Regions from separate parts of the Homo sapiens genome. Here region 1 is linked to region 2. A link is an interaction called in ENCODE POLR2A ChIA-PET data of the cell type or tissue named here. Cell type or tissue: B cell. All regions are shown on one strand.

Region 1 (8,000 bases), 270 kb before region 2:
CGCCTAATAGCACCTCCAATGATCTGTGATGCATATTACATACACACACCTTTTAGCATCTGTTTCCACCTGACAGCTGACAGCATTAGGCTGAATGTTGTGATGAACAACTGAAATGTCAAGCAGTATTACAATGGTTTCTTATTGGAAAAAGTAAGCACCTTAGAGCTTCTTTTTAATACTTTTCCATAAAGATTTTAAAGTGACATATTTACAAGTACATAATTAAGATGACATACTCTTTAAATGCTTGTTATTCTTCCAGAAATGGAGATGGATTTGGGCTAATCAGCAGATGATTCTCCTCTTGAGCTAGGGTATAAGCATGCTTTTTTTTTTTTTTTTTTGCTTTTTTATAAGACAGAGTCTTGCTCTATGACCCAGGCTGGAATGCAGTGGCATGATCATGGCTCACTACAGCTTCAGCCTCTAGGCTTGGCCTCTCGTGTAGCTGGAACCACAGATGTGCACCATCACCCCTAATTTTTTTTTATTTTTTGAAGAAACGGTCTCACTATGTTGCCCAGGCTGGTCTCTAACTCTTGGACTCAAGTAACTCTCTCACCTTGGCCTCCCAAAATGTTGGGATTATAGGCATGAGCCACTGCAGCTGGCCTTAAGCATGCATTTTTGTTTTGTTTTGTTTGTTTTGAGACAGAGTCTTATTCTGTTGCCCAGGCGGGAGTGCAATGACACAATCTCGGCTCACTGCAATCTCCGCCTCCTGGGTTCAAGCGATTCTCTTGCCTCAGCCTCCAAGTAGCTGGGATTACAGGAATTCACATCACTCCTGGATAATTTTTTTTTTTTTTGTATTTTTAGTAAAGATGGGGTTTTCCTATGTTGGCCAGGCTGGTCTCGAACTCCTGACCTCAAGTGACCCACCTGCCTCGGCCTGCCAAAGTGCTGGGATTACAGGCATGAGCCACCATGCCTGGCAAAGCATGCATTTTGTTCAGGAAAATCTATTTTGCATCCATATTACTGACTATTCTTAAAAATATATGTATACAGGATTGTTAGAATTAATAATTGCTAAGATTCTGTCTTAATATTTATTTATTTGACTGATTTTCATATTATTCAGTTCAGCACGGAGAATGAGAGTTACAGGTTTGTTTTCTTATTCTTCTGCCATACTTGGGATTTTTGTCTAGTGGTCACAAAATATTTCCTAGAAATATATTTTCCTAGAATTACCCCCCAAAAAATAAAATTACTTTAAAAAAAATCTGTCTTTAGTACACAAATTCAGACATGCTTTGATCATGTGCTAAAAATTAAATAAGCAAATAAAATATCGAACAAAGCAAAGTTGGTCAAGGCTATGGCTTCAAAAAAATGCCAGCCAGTGTTGCCCACCCTAAATATTTCTCTCCCATCTCTTGGCCTGAATATACTTCAGGAGAGAAGCTGTTATGCTCATCTTTCATTAAAAAGTTTCTAGTTTTCATGTGCATTCTCAGATTGAAAACCTTTAGAACCAGGTTTTGGGTATTAGATAAACAATACACTGTTTAATCTATGTTGACTAATTAATCATTTGTAACTTTTTAGGTACTGCTTAGGATGAATATGATTTGGAGAAATTCCATTTCTTGTCTAAGGCTAGGAAAGGTGCCACACAGATACCAAAGTGGTTACCACCCAGTGGCCCCTCTGGGATCAAGGATTTTAACTGACCCAGCCAAAGTTTTTGAACACAACATGTGGTGAGTTTTCTTTTTAAATCTGATATTATGTGTGTTTCTTAAATATCACCAGTGGTATTATTTTCATTTAGAATTAAGAAAGGGTTTTTAAAGCTGATGACCTAACTCATGTTGTAGAGGTCCAAAAGCTAGGGTAACCGATCCTGACTTAAGTGTTGCTGATTCTGAATTTCATTGCAAATGGAATTGGAAGAGTGAAACTTTCCATATGCTTTTAGTAGCCTTGGAGTTCTTGCAGGCCCTTCCTACTTACCTCTGATCCTGATTTGCCTGCTGTCACTGGGTGGGGGTGAGGATTCTTTCCTAGGTGGGGCCCTCCTCCTGCTCCACAGTTCCTTCCCTCTTTTTCATACTTGTCATCCAGCAAATGCAGATCAGTACCTGTGTCTTACTGAGCACCAGGGAGATCATATTGGTATGATTCTCGTCTATGCTTTCAGGGAATCCACCCTATTTGGAAAGATAGATATTTACAGAAAAAGCTGATAATTACCCCTACAAGGCAGTAAATTGTGAGGGCTCAATGAGTGTTACAGACTATATGCCATATGAGAACAACTCAGTAATGCAAAAACACTTCTGTTTGGGCATAGTCAGAAAGATTTCTTAAAGTGAGGGAAACTGAGATTACGATTACAGGCACACCTCAGAAATGTTGTAGGTTTGGTTGAGACCACTGCAGTAAAGCAAATATTGCAATAAAGTGAGTCACACAATTTTTTTGGTTTCCCAGTGCATATAAAAGTTATGTTTACACTATACTGTAGTCTCTTAAGTGTACAATAGCATTATGTCTAAGAAAACAGTGTACAAACCTAATTAAAAAGTAATTTCTTGCTAAAAAATGCTAACAGTCATCTGAGCCTTCAGTGAGTCATAATCTTTTTGTTGGCAGAGGGTCTTACCTCAGTGTTGATGGCTGCTGACTGATCAGGGTGGTGGTTGGAGTGGCTGTGGCAGTTTCTTAAAATAAGACAACAATGGAGTTTGCATCATCAACTGACTCTCCCTTTCATGAAAGATTTCTCTGTAGCATGTGATGCTGTTTGATAGCATTTTACCTACAGTAGAACTTTCAAAATCAGTCAGTCCTCACAGATCCTGCCACTGTTTTATCAACTAAGTGTATGTAATATTCTAAATATTTTGTTTAATATTTAGAATTTTGTCTAAATTCTTTGTTGTCTAAATTATGTCTAAATTCTTTGTTGTCTAAATTATGTCTAAATTCTTTGTTGTGATTTCCACAGTGTTCACACTGTCTTCACCCCAAGTAGATTCCATCTCAAGAAACTACTTTCTTTGCTCATCCCTACAAAGGAACTCCTCATCTGTTCAAGTTTTATCATGAGATTGCAGCAATTCAGACTAAATCTTTAGGCCCCACTTTTAATTCTAGTTCTCTTGCTGTTTCCACCATATCTGCCGTTACTTTTTCCACTGAAGTCTTGAACCCCTTATCATCCATTAGAATCAACTTCTTCCAAACTCCTATTGATGTTATTATTTTGACCTCCTCCCATGAATCACAAATGTTCTTAATGGCATGTAGATTGGTGAATCCTTTCCAGAGTGTTTTCAGTTTACTTTGCCCAGATCCACTAGAGGAATTACTATTTATGGCAGCTATAGCTTTACGAAATGTAGTTCTTAAATAAGACTTGAAAGTTGAAATTACTTCTTGATCCAAGGGCTGCAGAATGGATATTGTGTTAGTTGGCATGAAAGCAACATTAATATCCTTGTACATTTCCATCAGAACTCTGGAGTGACAAGGTATATTGTCAGTGAGCAGTAGTATTTTGCAAGGAATTCTTTTTTCTGAGCATTAGGTCTCCACAGTGGGCTTAAAACATTCAGTAAACCATGCTATAAACAGATGTGTTGTCATCCAGGCTTTGTTGTTTCATTTATAGAGTATAGGCAGAGTAGATTCAGTATAATTTTTAAGGGCCCTAGGATTTTGGGAATAGTAAATAAGCACTGGCTTCAACTTAAAGTCACCAACTGCCTTAGCCCTTAACAGGAGAGTCAGCCTGTCCTTTGAAGCTTTGAAGCCAGGCATTGACTTCTCCTTTCTGGCTATGAAAGTCTTAGATGACATCTTCTTCCAATAGAAAGCTGTTTTATTTACATTGAAAGTTTGTTTTTTAGTGTAACCACCTTCATCAGTGATCTTAGCTGGATCTTCTGGATAACTCGATGCTACAGCTTCTCCATCAGCACTTACTGCTTTGCTTTGTACTTTTATGCTATGGAGATGTCTTCTTTCCTTAAACCTCATGAACCAACCTCCACTAGCTTCACTTTTCTTCTGCAGCTACCTCATCTCTGTGAGCCTTCATAGAGTCAAAGAAAGTTAGGGCCTTGCTCTGGATTAGGCTTTGGCTTATGGGAATATTGTGGCTGGTTTTATCTTTTATGCAGACCACTAAACCTTTCTCCATATCAGTAATGCTATTTCACTTTCTTTTCATTCATGTATTCACTGGAGCAGCATTTTTTTTTTTTTTTTTTTTTTTTTTTTTGTGAGACAGGGAGACTCTGTCACCCAAGCTGGAGTGCAGTGGTGTGGTCACGGTTCACTGAACCTTCACCTGGGTCAAGTGATTCTCTGGCCTCAGCCTCCCAAGTAGCTGGGACTATAGGCATTCACTGCCATGCCTGGCTAATTTTTGTATTTTTTGTAGAGATGGGGTTTCACCATGTTGCCCAGGCTGGCCTTGAACTCCTGAGCTCAAGTGATCTTTCCAACTCAGCCTCCCAAAGTGCTGGGATTACAGGTGTGAGCCATAGCACTCAACCTGGAGTAGCATCTTTAATTTCCTTTAAGAACTTTTCCTTTGCATTTCACAAGTTGACTAGTGCTAGAGGCCTAGGTTTTGTCCTATCTCAGCTTGCAAAAGGCCTTCCTCACTAAGCTTAATCTTTTCTAGCTTTTGATTTAAAATGAGATATATATAACTATTCCTTTCATTTGAACACGTAGAGGCCATTGTAGGGTAATCAACTGGCCTCATTTCATTATTGTTTTGTCTCAGGGAGTAGGGGAACCTGAGGAGAGGGAAATAGACAGGGAAAGCCAGGTCAGTGGAGCAGTCAGAACACACATAACATTTATCAATTAAATTAGCTGTTTTATATGGATATGGTTCATGGTACTCTAAAACAATTACAATAGTAACATCAAAGATCACTGATCACAGCTCATAACAGATATAATAATAATGAAATAGTTTGAAATATTGCAAGAATTACCAAAATGTAACAGAGACATGAAATGAGCACATGCTGTTGGAGAAATGGTGCCAATAGACTTGCTCAATGCAGGGTTGCCACAAACCTTCAATTTGTAAAAAATGCAATAGCTGTGAAGTGTGATCAAGCAAAGCATAATTATACAAGATATGCCTGTATTTATATTGCCTGCAGTACATAGCACAATGCCTGACACACAAATATTGTTGAATTAATGCTTTGAATAGGTAAACTGAAATAAGGGCATTCTAGGTGGATAGAAAATCATAAAGCACTGAGATGAGGAAATATAAGGCATTTTCATGAGATAGAGGATAGGATAGTTTGCCTTAAGAAAGGCTTTTCTAGGAGATTGGTGAAAGATAAGGTTGGAATGACATAGGCCAGATGGGGGGTAGGTTTAAGATGTGCATGGTCCTGAATTCATAGCTGAAGTATAAGGCATTATAGAGCCACTGAAGATAAATAAATGACATTATATTTAGTGTATTAAGTGTATATATTTGGTAACACCATGCTAGACTGATCAGCAGGAAGAATTAGAAGCAGAAAAGGGCCAGTGAGCAAGAGATCGTGACAGAAGAATAAACAGAATTTGGTGCTTGTGCAGAGTAAAGAAAAAGGAAGAAGTTGACTCTGAAGTTTTGATCTTAAGTAACTGATAGAAATAGGAAAATCAAGAGGTAAATGTATTTGTTTTATTTTGGAAGAAAGATGGTTAATTTGGTTTTAGACATTTTGAATAATAGGCTTTGTGAGCAGGACATTCAGGTGTAAATGTCCAGCACGCAGACACTGCTGCTGGGAAGAGGGAGAGTGGTCAGAGCTGAAGAAGTCAAGTTGGGCATGATATCTGCAGACAAAATTGTTATCAGACTAGCCTCTGGAACAGCATCTCTGGGGCTAGGAAGGTGATTCATGGGCTTTTTATGTTTTTATTGCAACCGAATCTCAATTTTGAAAGGGAATACATTGATTTTTTAATTAATTAGTTCTACACTATACAATATGGTAGTCACTAGCCACAGGTGGTTATTCAGCACTTGAAATATATTAATAACTGGGCTGAATTGAGATGTACTGTAAAATTTTAAAAACTTAGTACAAAAAATAAGGTAAACAATCTCAATTTTTATATTGAATTATATGTTAAAAGTGAATGAAAATTTGGATATATGCAATTAAATTATATATATATGCACATACATACATATATATATTTAAAAAAAAATTTTTTTTTTAATTTTTTTTAAATAAGACAGAGTCTCGCTCTGTCGCCCTGGCTGGAGTGCAGTGATTCAATCTCAGCTCACTGCAACCTCTGCCTCCCAGGTTCAAGCAATTCTCCTGCCTCAGCCTCCTGAGTATCTGGGATTATAAACATGCACCACTGAAAGGGAAAAAGCTCCTATGTCCCCCTCGCTGGATGTGCGATGGGGGTGTGGCTCACTTCTTCAGTGCCCCGCTGCTCAGACCTCTAGGGGAGCATACAGATGGGCAGGCTGTGGGGCTCCTACCCCATGACAGTGTATAGGGGTGAGTGTTTACAGCTCCTGAAGTCCCAGTGAGCGCGTGTTACAGGGTGCTCTTTTAGTTTAGCCATGCATAGGCAGCTTGTGTTAGCTCAGTTATACCCCTGCCTTATCGTAAAGACAGATTTCTGTATCCCAGGGTTCTTGCCTTGGTGTATGGGAAGAATCGGATCACTTATGAGCTTGGAGAATGAGTGCAAGGTTTTACTGAGTGGAAGTAGCTCTCAGCAGATTGGGGAGTCAGAAGGGAGATGGTTTTCCCCTGGAGTCGGACCGCTAGGTGGACTGGGCTCTCCTCTGGCTGCCCTAGCCAAATGTCGTTCTGCTGGTGGGTGGCCTGCTGGTGTGCTGGTGCCTCCTGATGTGCTTCTCGCCATGTCCAGCCACCTGTGTGTCTGCCTGCTGGGGTCTGGGGGGAGGGGATTGTTTATAGGCATAGGATCGGGGCGTGGCAGGCCAGGGCGGTCTTGGGAAAATACAACATTTGGGCAGGAAATGCCTGTCCTCACCTAGGTTCATGTGGGTGGAGCCCTAGCCAGGGACCACGTCCTCCTCTAAGTAGCGCTTCCCTTCCCCGCTTCTGTATCATTTAAAGGGACCACACTCTTCCCTTCCATATTGCCACCACGCCCAGCTAATTTTTGTATTTTTTGTAGAGACAAGGTTTCGCTGTGTTGGCCAGGCCGGTCTCGCACTCCTGACCTCAGGTGAACTGCCTACCTCGGACTCCCAAAGTACTGGGATTACAGGCGTGAGCCACTGTGCCTGGCCTAAATAAAATATATTTTTAAAATTGGTTTCACCTCTTTATTTTCATTTTTCCTTACCATGGCTACTAGAAATTTTAAAACTACGTATGTAGTTCACATTATACTTTTTTGGACAGCTGCTCCATTAAACCATTTTCACTACCATCACCAATATGGATAGTTATCACAGGCTATGAGATAAAATGGGCCCTTTGCCAGGCAATTAAATCTCCAGAGCAACTTCTGATCTTAGGCAAGCTCCTCATTTATCAATTTTTTTTGTTTTCTTCATTAGACCCTAGTGATTTAGCTATCTATATTCTCTTTTTCCATCTGCTACCACCTGCTCTCTTGCCTGAGATTCTTGCCTACTGATTTAAGTTCTGTTTTGTCATAGACTCAGGAAAGCAAGGATCATCTGGTCCAGCACTCCTCAAACACACGGGCTAGCTTTGGGCTGGCTGCACAAGAATCCTTCTGGGAGTTACTATTTCAGTAGGTCTAGAGGTATGGCCCAGGAATTTCTAACTTGAAAAGGCTCTTTTAGTTATTCTGTTGAGGAGCCAGGTTTGGGAACCCTTGATCCAGTCCAGTGGTTTTTATAATTTTCTTTAGCAACAGAACTATTTTCAAGTGAAGCTTTAACATGGAATCCTAGGATTTAAAAGATAAAAGCAAACCTGACCTGAATGAATTAGGCATAGAGGCCTGGAGCATCAACAGCACCACTTCCTTTTCCCTCTCACCTC
Region 2 (8,000 bases):
GTGGCAGAAAAGTTGGCCTCTGAATAGCCTGTGCAGAACAACTACAGGCAAGAATATTTTCAAAGCTGAGAAAACACTAAGTACAATCTGAAGTGGAATCTGTAAGGATGTGCTGCAAGCGGTGGTGATAGAATACATACGGAGCAGCAAAAGGCTTAGTTGGAGTAATTTACAAAGCTTGTAAAACTGAGGAGTTCATAGTTTATGGTTATTCATTGTTATTCATTGGCAGATACTTTGCAGAAAATATTTCCATCTATCCATGTGTGTTACTGAATCAGTACTGTCAACTGTGAAGTCAGTTTGCTCTTTTGGACTTAACTAGCATCAGCTGCATTAATTTTTGTTAGAAACAGGACAAATATCCTGACTGGCTTAGAAGTGGTAAAGTATATTTTCACAATTGTTTGAGCTAAAGGCTGAGATTGAAATTTTTTTAATAAAGAGAACTGCCCTCAACTGCTATTAAATACTAATTAGCTTTGGAAATTAGCTTTTTGTGAAGATTGAGTAATGTTTTTAAAATGAATTTAACCTAAGATTTCAAGGCAAAATAGTGTCTATATTTGAAAGAATGTGGTAAAGTCATTTCAGTGGCAACTGATATTCAAATCCCAAATAATTTCAGGCTGCTTTATATATTTCTCAAGCTGTCAAAGAAGTTAGATTGTCATTCCCACATAAATATGAGTGGACGTATTTTCTAGTCTCAAACTATAGTTCCCACAGCATTTTTCAGAAGTTGACACAAATGCACAGAAAGTTCCATATTTCAAAAATTTGTTTAATTTTGTAGTGGAGAAACTTTCTACCTAACCTTGAATTGGAAGTAATTAATCTGCACTGTGATGACATACTGAAAGGCAAATATCAAATGAAGAACCAATGGATAACTGCCTTCCCAGTAATGAATATGCTCAATTAAAATCATGCTTGTGGGTTAATATCAATATTTGGCAATATCTGTTTCTGTTAAAAGACATTTTCAAAGACAAATACATACAGTCTCATTACAGATCAGTGTTTTTTTGTTTGTTTGTTTTTAAGCAAAAGTGCTCTCATTCTGCGCCCAGGCTGGAGTACAGTGGCACAATCATGACTCACTGCAAGCCTGTATCTCCTGGCCCCAAGCGCTTCTCCTACCTCAGCCTCCTGAGTAGCTGCGACCATAGGTGCATACCACCACACCTTAGGTTTTATTTTTTTAATTTTTGTAGAGACAGGGTCTCCCTATGTTGCCCAGGCTGGTCTCGGACTCTTGGGCTCAAACAATCCACCTGTCTTGGCCTCCCAAAGTGTTGTGATTACAGACGTGAGCCACTGCGTTTAGCCTGCAGATCAGTATTAACAGATGAGGCCAGGCGTGGTGGCTCATGCCTGTAATCCCAGCACTTTAGGAGGCACAGGTGGGCTGATCACTTGAGATTAGGAGTTCAAAAACAGCTTGGCCAACATGGTGAAACCCTGTTTCTACTAAAAAAAAAATTACAAAAATTAGCCAGGCATGGTGGCATGTGCCTGTAATCCCGGCTACTTGGGAGGCTGAGGTGGGAGAATCTCTTGAACCTGGGCGGTGGAGGTTGTAGTGAGCCGAGATTGTGCCACTGCACTTCAGGCTGGGCAACAGAGCAAGACTCCGTCTCAAAACAAAATTTAACAGATGAGTATTTGTAGTAGATTTTGATGATAGGAAACCCCAATTAAGTGAGGTGCTATCTTCTCAAAAAGAATTTCATTCTTTTCATTAGCAAACTTTTATTAAAAAAAGAAGTGTGTGTGTGTGTGTGTGTGTGTGTGTGTATTTATTTATTTATTTTTTCATATAGGGTCTTCTCTTGTCACCCAGGCTGGAGTGAAGTGGTGTGATCTCGGCTCACTGCAACCTCTACCTCCTGGGTTCAAGTGATTCTTGTGCCTCAGCCTCCTAAGTAGCTGGGATTACAGGCATCCGCCACCACACCTGGCTAATTTTTGTGTTTTTAGTAGAGATGGGGTTTCACCATGTTGGCCAGGCTGGTCTTGAACTCCTGACCTTAAGTGATCCGCCCTCCTCAGTCTCCCAACGTGCTGGGATTATAGATGTGAGCCACTGCACCTGGCCTATTATAAAATATTATACTCATTATTGTATCTTGGATTTTGTCAATAAAAAGTTTTTGGAAATTGTTTCTGTATCCAGCCTGGGCGACAGAGTGTCTCCAAAAAAAAAAAAAAATTGTTTCTGTCTTGTTATGTAAGTATCTATATGATTTTGCCTGTTGGCCAGCAAAGACTAAAATATTTGTGACTGGGCCCTTTACAGAAAAAGTTACAGATCTGTGTTCTACAGAAGTACTTCTGAAACATGAATGTATATAGTAATTACTGGGGATCTTGTTAAGATGCAGATTCTGGTGTGGTCGGTTTGTGGAGGAACCCATGATTTTGCATTTCTTATAAGCATCTTGGTGATACAGTTGCTGCTGGGCTCATGCACTGTAGTTTAAGTAGCAAGGCTCTACTGTTTAGGATTAACATTTGCTAAGCACCTATTATGTGCCAGGAATTACACCAGGGGCTCTTGAGTATATTGCCTCTTTAAAATATCTTATTAGGGCCGGGTGCGGTGGCTCACGCCTGTAATCCCAGCACTTTGGGAGGCTGAGGTGTGTAATTCACGAGGTCAAGAGATCGAGACCATCCTGGCCAACATGGTGCATCCTGGCCAACATGGTGAAACCCCGTCTTCACTAAAAATACAAAAATTAGCTGGGCGTGGTGGTGAGCACCTGTAGTCCCAGCCACTCAGGAGTCTGAGGCAGGAGAATCGCTTGAACCCAGGAGGTGGAGGTTGCAGTGAGCCAAGATTGCACCACTACACTCCAGCCTGGTGACAGAGTGAGACTGCGTCTCAAAAAACAAACAAACAAAAAGTAATTAGAAGGTGTTAAGAATTAAGGAGAGATTGTGCTTTTAAGAGTTTTTGGTTAGAAACCCATTTGTTCTTGGGTGCCTAATTTCCTGTAAGACCTCATGAAGAGGGTTGAGGTCCTAGAGGAAGCTATATATCTGGGAAAAACAATAGGAAACAAAATATATTATTATTTACTGATCTAGGTCAAAGCAGGGCCCCATGCCCTCATCTTCCATGGTAAATTTCAGTGTGCCATCAACCAGTTATCAAGTCAAAGAGTAGGCATAGTATATAGCACATACATGCTTTATAAATGTTTTCTTCCAATCTGTTGTTTACCTTTTCATTTTGTAACCATGTTCTTTTGAACTAGCACCATTTTAAATTTTTGATGAAGTCCAATTTATTGAATTAAGAACTTGTAAGTATTATTTGAGACAGGTTCTCGCTGTGTCACCCAGCGTGGAGTGCAGTGGTGCAATCTTGGCTCACTGCAGCCTCGACCTCCTGGGCTCAAGCAGTCCTCCCACCTCAGCTCCTTAGTAGCTGGAATTACAGATGCTCACTGCCACACCCAGCTAATTTTTGTATTTTTTGTAGAGACAGGGTTTTGCCACGTTGCTCAGGCTGATCTTGAACTCCTGGACTCAAGTGATTCTCTTTGCCTTGGGCTCCCAAAGTGCTGGGATTATAGGCAGGCGCCGCGACATCTAATTATTTTTTTTTAAATTGTGGCAAAATATAAAATTTACCATGTTAACTATTTTTAAATGTAAAGTTCAGTGGTATTAAGTACATTCATACTGTGCTACCATCACCACTATTCATCTGTAGAAATTTTCTGTCTTCCTCAGCTGAAACTCTGTACCCATTAAATACTAACCTCCCATTCCACCACACCCCCAGCCCCTGGCAACCACCTTTTGTGACTGGCTTATTTTACTTAGCATATCTTCGGAGATCTCCGTGTTGTAGCATGCACCCATATTTTCTTCATTTTTCAGGCTGAATAATATTCCATTGTATGTAGATACCACATTTTGTTTATCCATTCATCTGTTGATGGCCACTTGGATTGCTTCTACCTTTAGGCTAATGTGAATAATGCTGCTGTAAATGTGTTTGTACAAATACCTGTTTGAGCCATTGCTTTCGCTTGTATTGGTTATATACTCAGAAGTGAAATTGCTGGATCATATGGTAATTCAGTGTTTCATTTTTTGAGGAACCGCTATACTGTTTTGCACAGTGGCCGCACCATTTTATGTTCCCACCAGCGATGCACAAGGATTCCAATTTCTCCACATCCTCACTAGCACTTGTATATTTGGGGTTTTAGTTTTTGATAACAGCCATCCTAATGGGTATGAAGTGGTGTCTCACCGTGATTTTGATTTGCATTTCCCTCATGATTAATGTTGAGCATCTTTTCATGTGCTTATTGGTCATTTGCATATCTTCTTTGGAAAAATTTGTATTCCAGTCTTTTGCCCATTTTTTAATTGGGTTTTTTTTGTTATTGAGTTGTAGAAGTTCTTTATATATTCTGGATATCAATCCTTTATCAGATATATAATTTTCAGATATTTTTTCCATTCTGTGGGTTGCCGTCTCACTCTGTTGATTGTGTCCTTTTAGGCACAAAAGTTTTTAATTTTGATGAAGTCCAACTTACCTATTTTCCTTCCTTCCTTTTTTTTTTTTTTTTTTTTTTTTCTGACGGAGTCTCACTCTGTCGCCCAGGCTGGAGTGCAGTGGTACGACCTCGATTCACTGCAGCCTTTGCCTCCTGGGTTCAGGTGATTCTCTTGCCTCAGCCTCCTGAGTAGCTGAGATTACAGGCACACACCACCACGCTCGGCTAATTTTTTTGTATTTTTAGTAGAGACGTTTAGTAGAGATGTTGGCCAGGCTAGTCTCGAACTGCTGACCTCAAGTGATCTGCCGGCCTTGGCCTCCCAAAGTGCTGGGATTTCAGGCATGAGCCACTGCACCTGGCCCTATTTTTTCTTTAGTTGCCTGTGCTTTTGGTGTTAGATCAAAGAAACCATTGCTAAATTCAGTGCCATGAAGCTTTATCCATATGTTTTCTTCTAAGAGTTAGAAAGTTTTAGGTCTTATATTCAGGCATTTGATCCATTTTGAGTTAATTTTTTTATATGGTTAAAGTAAGGATCCAACTCAATTTATTTGCATGTGGATATCCAGTTTTCCCTGCACCATTTGTTGAAAAGACTGATCTTTCTCCACTAAATGGTGTTGGTGTTCTTACTGAAAATCATTTCACGTGAGGGTTTATTTTCTGGTCTCCCTGTTTTATCCCATTGCTCTATATATATGTCTGTCTTTATGCCAGTACCATATTCTTATTTTAAAAATGTGATTTAATGTTTTCAAAATAGTCCTGTGCCAGGGAAGGATTGATAGTTTTTTATAAAGCAAAACTTCAGTAGATTTTAAGTTTCAGTGCCAGGCTTAAGACTTGGCAGACCTGGCATATAATAGGTGTGTGATTTGAGAATCATGTTTGAAGCCAAAGGAGATCTGAAAAGAAAACAGAAGGCCATGGGGAATATTTGCAGTTAAGAGAGAACAAGAAGGTGGTGGGGGGAACAGGTGTGGCTGAATTATGAAAACTAGAACTGTTTATGTTTTTGCTTTGGTTTTTCCTCTCAATAAAGGAATAATATACAGTTTCTGATGTAATAGCAGGAAGAGAAAAAATGGAAGCATTGATGATACTAAGGATGATATGGTTATAAACCAGTTTAAGGGAAGAATTAAATGGTAGTACAGTAAAATTGAGGCTAAGGTAGACTTCTAAAAAGACATAAGTGAGGGCAGAAGGAGACAAGGAGTGAGTAGATGCCAGAGAGGTAGGGTACTTGTGAATACAAGATTTCTTGGATGTCAAGAAGGAGTGAGGTCAAAAGCAAGTGTTAAAGGCTTTAGCTTTTTAGAGGGATTTACCTCTTTTTTTGAGCTAGAAGAAGTAGACAGAGGAAGGTGTATTTTCAGGTACAGGGATCCAAATAAGCATGAAAGAGTGGCCACCATCCATCTAGTCCTCTGTCCAGGTGAGGATAAAAAGTAAGAAAGGGAATTTCAAAAGATAAGATCTATAGGAGTAGTTGTTAACCTTTAGGAGAGGAATGTCAGGATGTGTGGAAGGGGCTAGTATAGTTCAAAAATGTTCCCCAAGTCATTCTGGATTCTGGTAATATCCTTACCTGCTCCCTTTGAGAGCCATTCATTTATGTCACTTCTGGGGTTTTTGTTAGAAGAGAATTAGCAGACATAGATAAAGTAATTTTTGTTTGAACTTCATCTAGAATTTGGAGTGCTTTAGTCTGCATAATAACAATAACATCAGGGTGTTAAATTTTTCCCCTTAATTTTCAAGGTGGTTTAATACTAGTAAGTGTTACTTCAGTCATCTGTGTGTGTGGTAAACGTGTTTGTGTTTCATTTACCTGATGGAAACTTAAAACTATCAACCGTACAAAAAATCTTAAGGATTGTGACAATAATAAAACAGTTCTTTATAGTTTAAAATGTAGTTAGTTATATAAGATATACATAAACAAAATAATTAAGTGGTAATGTCGCATAGTTACAATTCTGGGTATGCTCAGAATAGGGAGATTACATTAGGAGAGTAGTATTTTTTAAACTATGGACCCATGGTCCATTGTTGGTTTATGAAATCAATTTAATTGCTATTTACTAGTGTCACCTCACTCTTTTTTAAGTGGACTAGGATAGGCTAGAAAATAGATGTTGTACAGGACTCTTACTACTGCATTGCAGTAAGATTTGGTATTCTGTGAAACTTTTAAATATATGAATGTTTGTAACTGTGTACTAAATTAGATGGAAAATATATTTCTTCTGTGAGTTGCAGCCAAAAGTGTTGGAAATCCATTGTAGGATGTTTTGATAAGTTGATGTGTACATTTAAAAATAAAGTCTCTCAATTTCGTCTGCTTGTAGCATTCATTCCTAAATTTTTAACATCTTAACTAATCACATATATATATTTGTGTGTGTAAGTATAAAGTATACACACATATATATGTGTACATATATATTTTTTTTTCTTAATAGGTGCAATGGATGAGCTTCATAGTCTGGATCCAAGAAGGCAAGAGTTATTGGAAGCTAGATTTACTGGAGTTGCAAGTGGGAGCACTGGAAGTACGGGCAGTTGCAGTGTTGGAGCTAAAGTGAGCAAAATTCTCATCTTTATTTGACAGTCTTTCTTTCTATTAAATGATCTAAAATAGTATGTAAAGGATTCCTACATAACGTGCTTAACAGCAAATGTAACTTTTATAATGTGTAGAATAAGATCAGTGTTCATAAATGCGTTTTTAATGTAGTATACCATATTTCAGGGGCATTATAATACAGCATAATATGTTTCAGGGATAAAAAGGAGTTTGGTAGATTGTACTGCCTGTCTCCCACTATGTAGTTTCTTATCCTTCCTGCCCTTATTATCCATGGTCCTATCTGTACATCTAATCCACAGTTTCTAACTGCTGCATAAAACTTTAATAGTGTATATCTTTTAGGCCAGGAGTCCTCAACCCCTGGGCCAAGGACCAGTACCAGTCCTGTTAGTAACCGGCCACACAGCAGGAGGTGAGCGGCAGGAGAGTGAGCATTACTGCCTGAGCTCCACCTGTTTGATTCAGCAGCGTTAGATTCTCATAGGAGCATGAACTCTATTGTGAACTGTGCACATGCAAGGGATCCAGGTTGTGCACTCCTTATGAGAATCTAATGCCTGATATGAGGTAGAACAGTTTCATCTCTAAACTATTCCCCACCCAACCTCCACCTTCCCTCTTTTTTCATGGAAAAATTGTCTTCCATGAAACTGATCCTGGGTGCCAAAAAGATTAGGTATTGCTGTGTTCAGCCTTTCAGTGATAGACCCAGATTGTCTACCTCAAACTGTGATGAGTTTTCATGTACTTGGGCTCTTATGGACCTTTGTGACCATTTATTTAGGATGTTTTCCCAAGAGTACAATTGCTAGATCATAGGGTATGTATAGACTGAAATTGGATAAATACAAGGTTGCTATTCAGAACAGTTG

The links. Peaks named below come from ENCODE experiments on the same cell type or tissue, not always from the same donor. Only the 100,000 strongest peaks of a DNase experiment are listed, where the experiment ranks them.
Region 1: POLR2A ChIA-PET joins it to region 2 with 14 read pairs; 2 of 35 experiments call an interaction of 5 or more read pairs at or near these places.

Annotation. Positions count from the first base shown.
Region 1 is chr2:171,385,755-171,393,754 of GRCh38, reverse strand. It overlaps METTL8 (methyltransferase 8, tRNA N3-cytidine), which reads left to right. Exons shown (of 10, transcript NM_001321154.2): 2 at 1,558-1,712. The coding sequence starts at 1,570. Among named protein-coding and RNA genes, the nearest start is that of METTL8, 44 kb to the left of the region's middle. RefSeq lists enhancers at 6,222-6,806, 6,807-7,391. In B cell, no CTCF peak of the experiment used is centred here; a DNase peak (open chromatin) is centred at 3,800; H3K4me3 peaks cover 745 bases; H3K27ac peaks cover 2,661 bases.
Region 2 is chr2:171,116,858-171,124,857 of GRCh38, reverse strand. It overlaps TLK1 (tousled like kinase 1), which reads left to right. Exons shown (of 21, transcript NM_012290.5): 2 at 7,001-7,119. LOC124906092 reads left to right here. Exons shown (of 1, transcript XM_047446755.1): 1 at 1-2,652. The coding sequence starts at 886. The coding sequence ends at 1,383. Among named protein-coding and RNA genes, the nearest start is that of TLK1, 40 kb to the left of the region's middle. In B cell, no CTCF peak of the experiment used is centred here; no DNase peak of the experiment used is centred here; H3K27ac peaks cover 831 bases.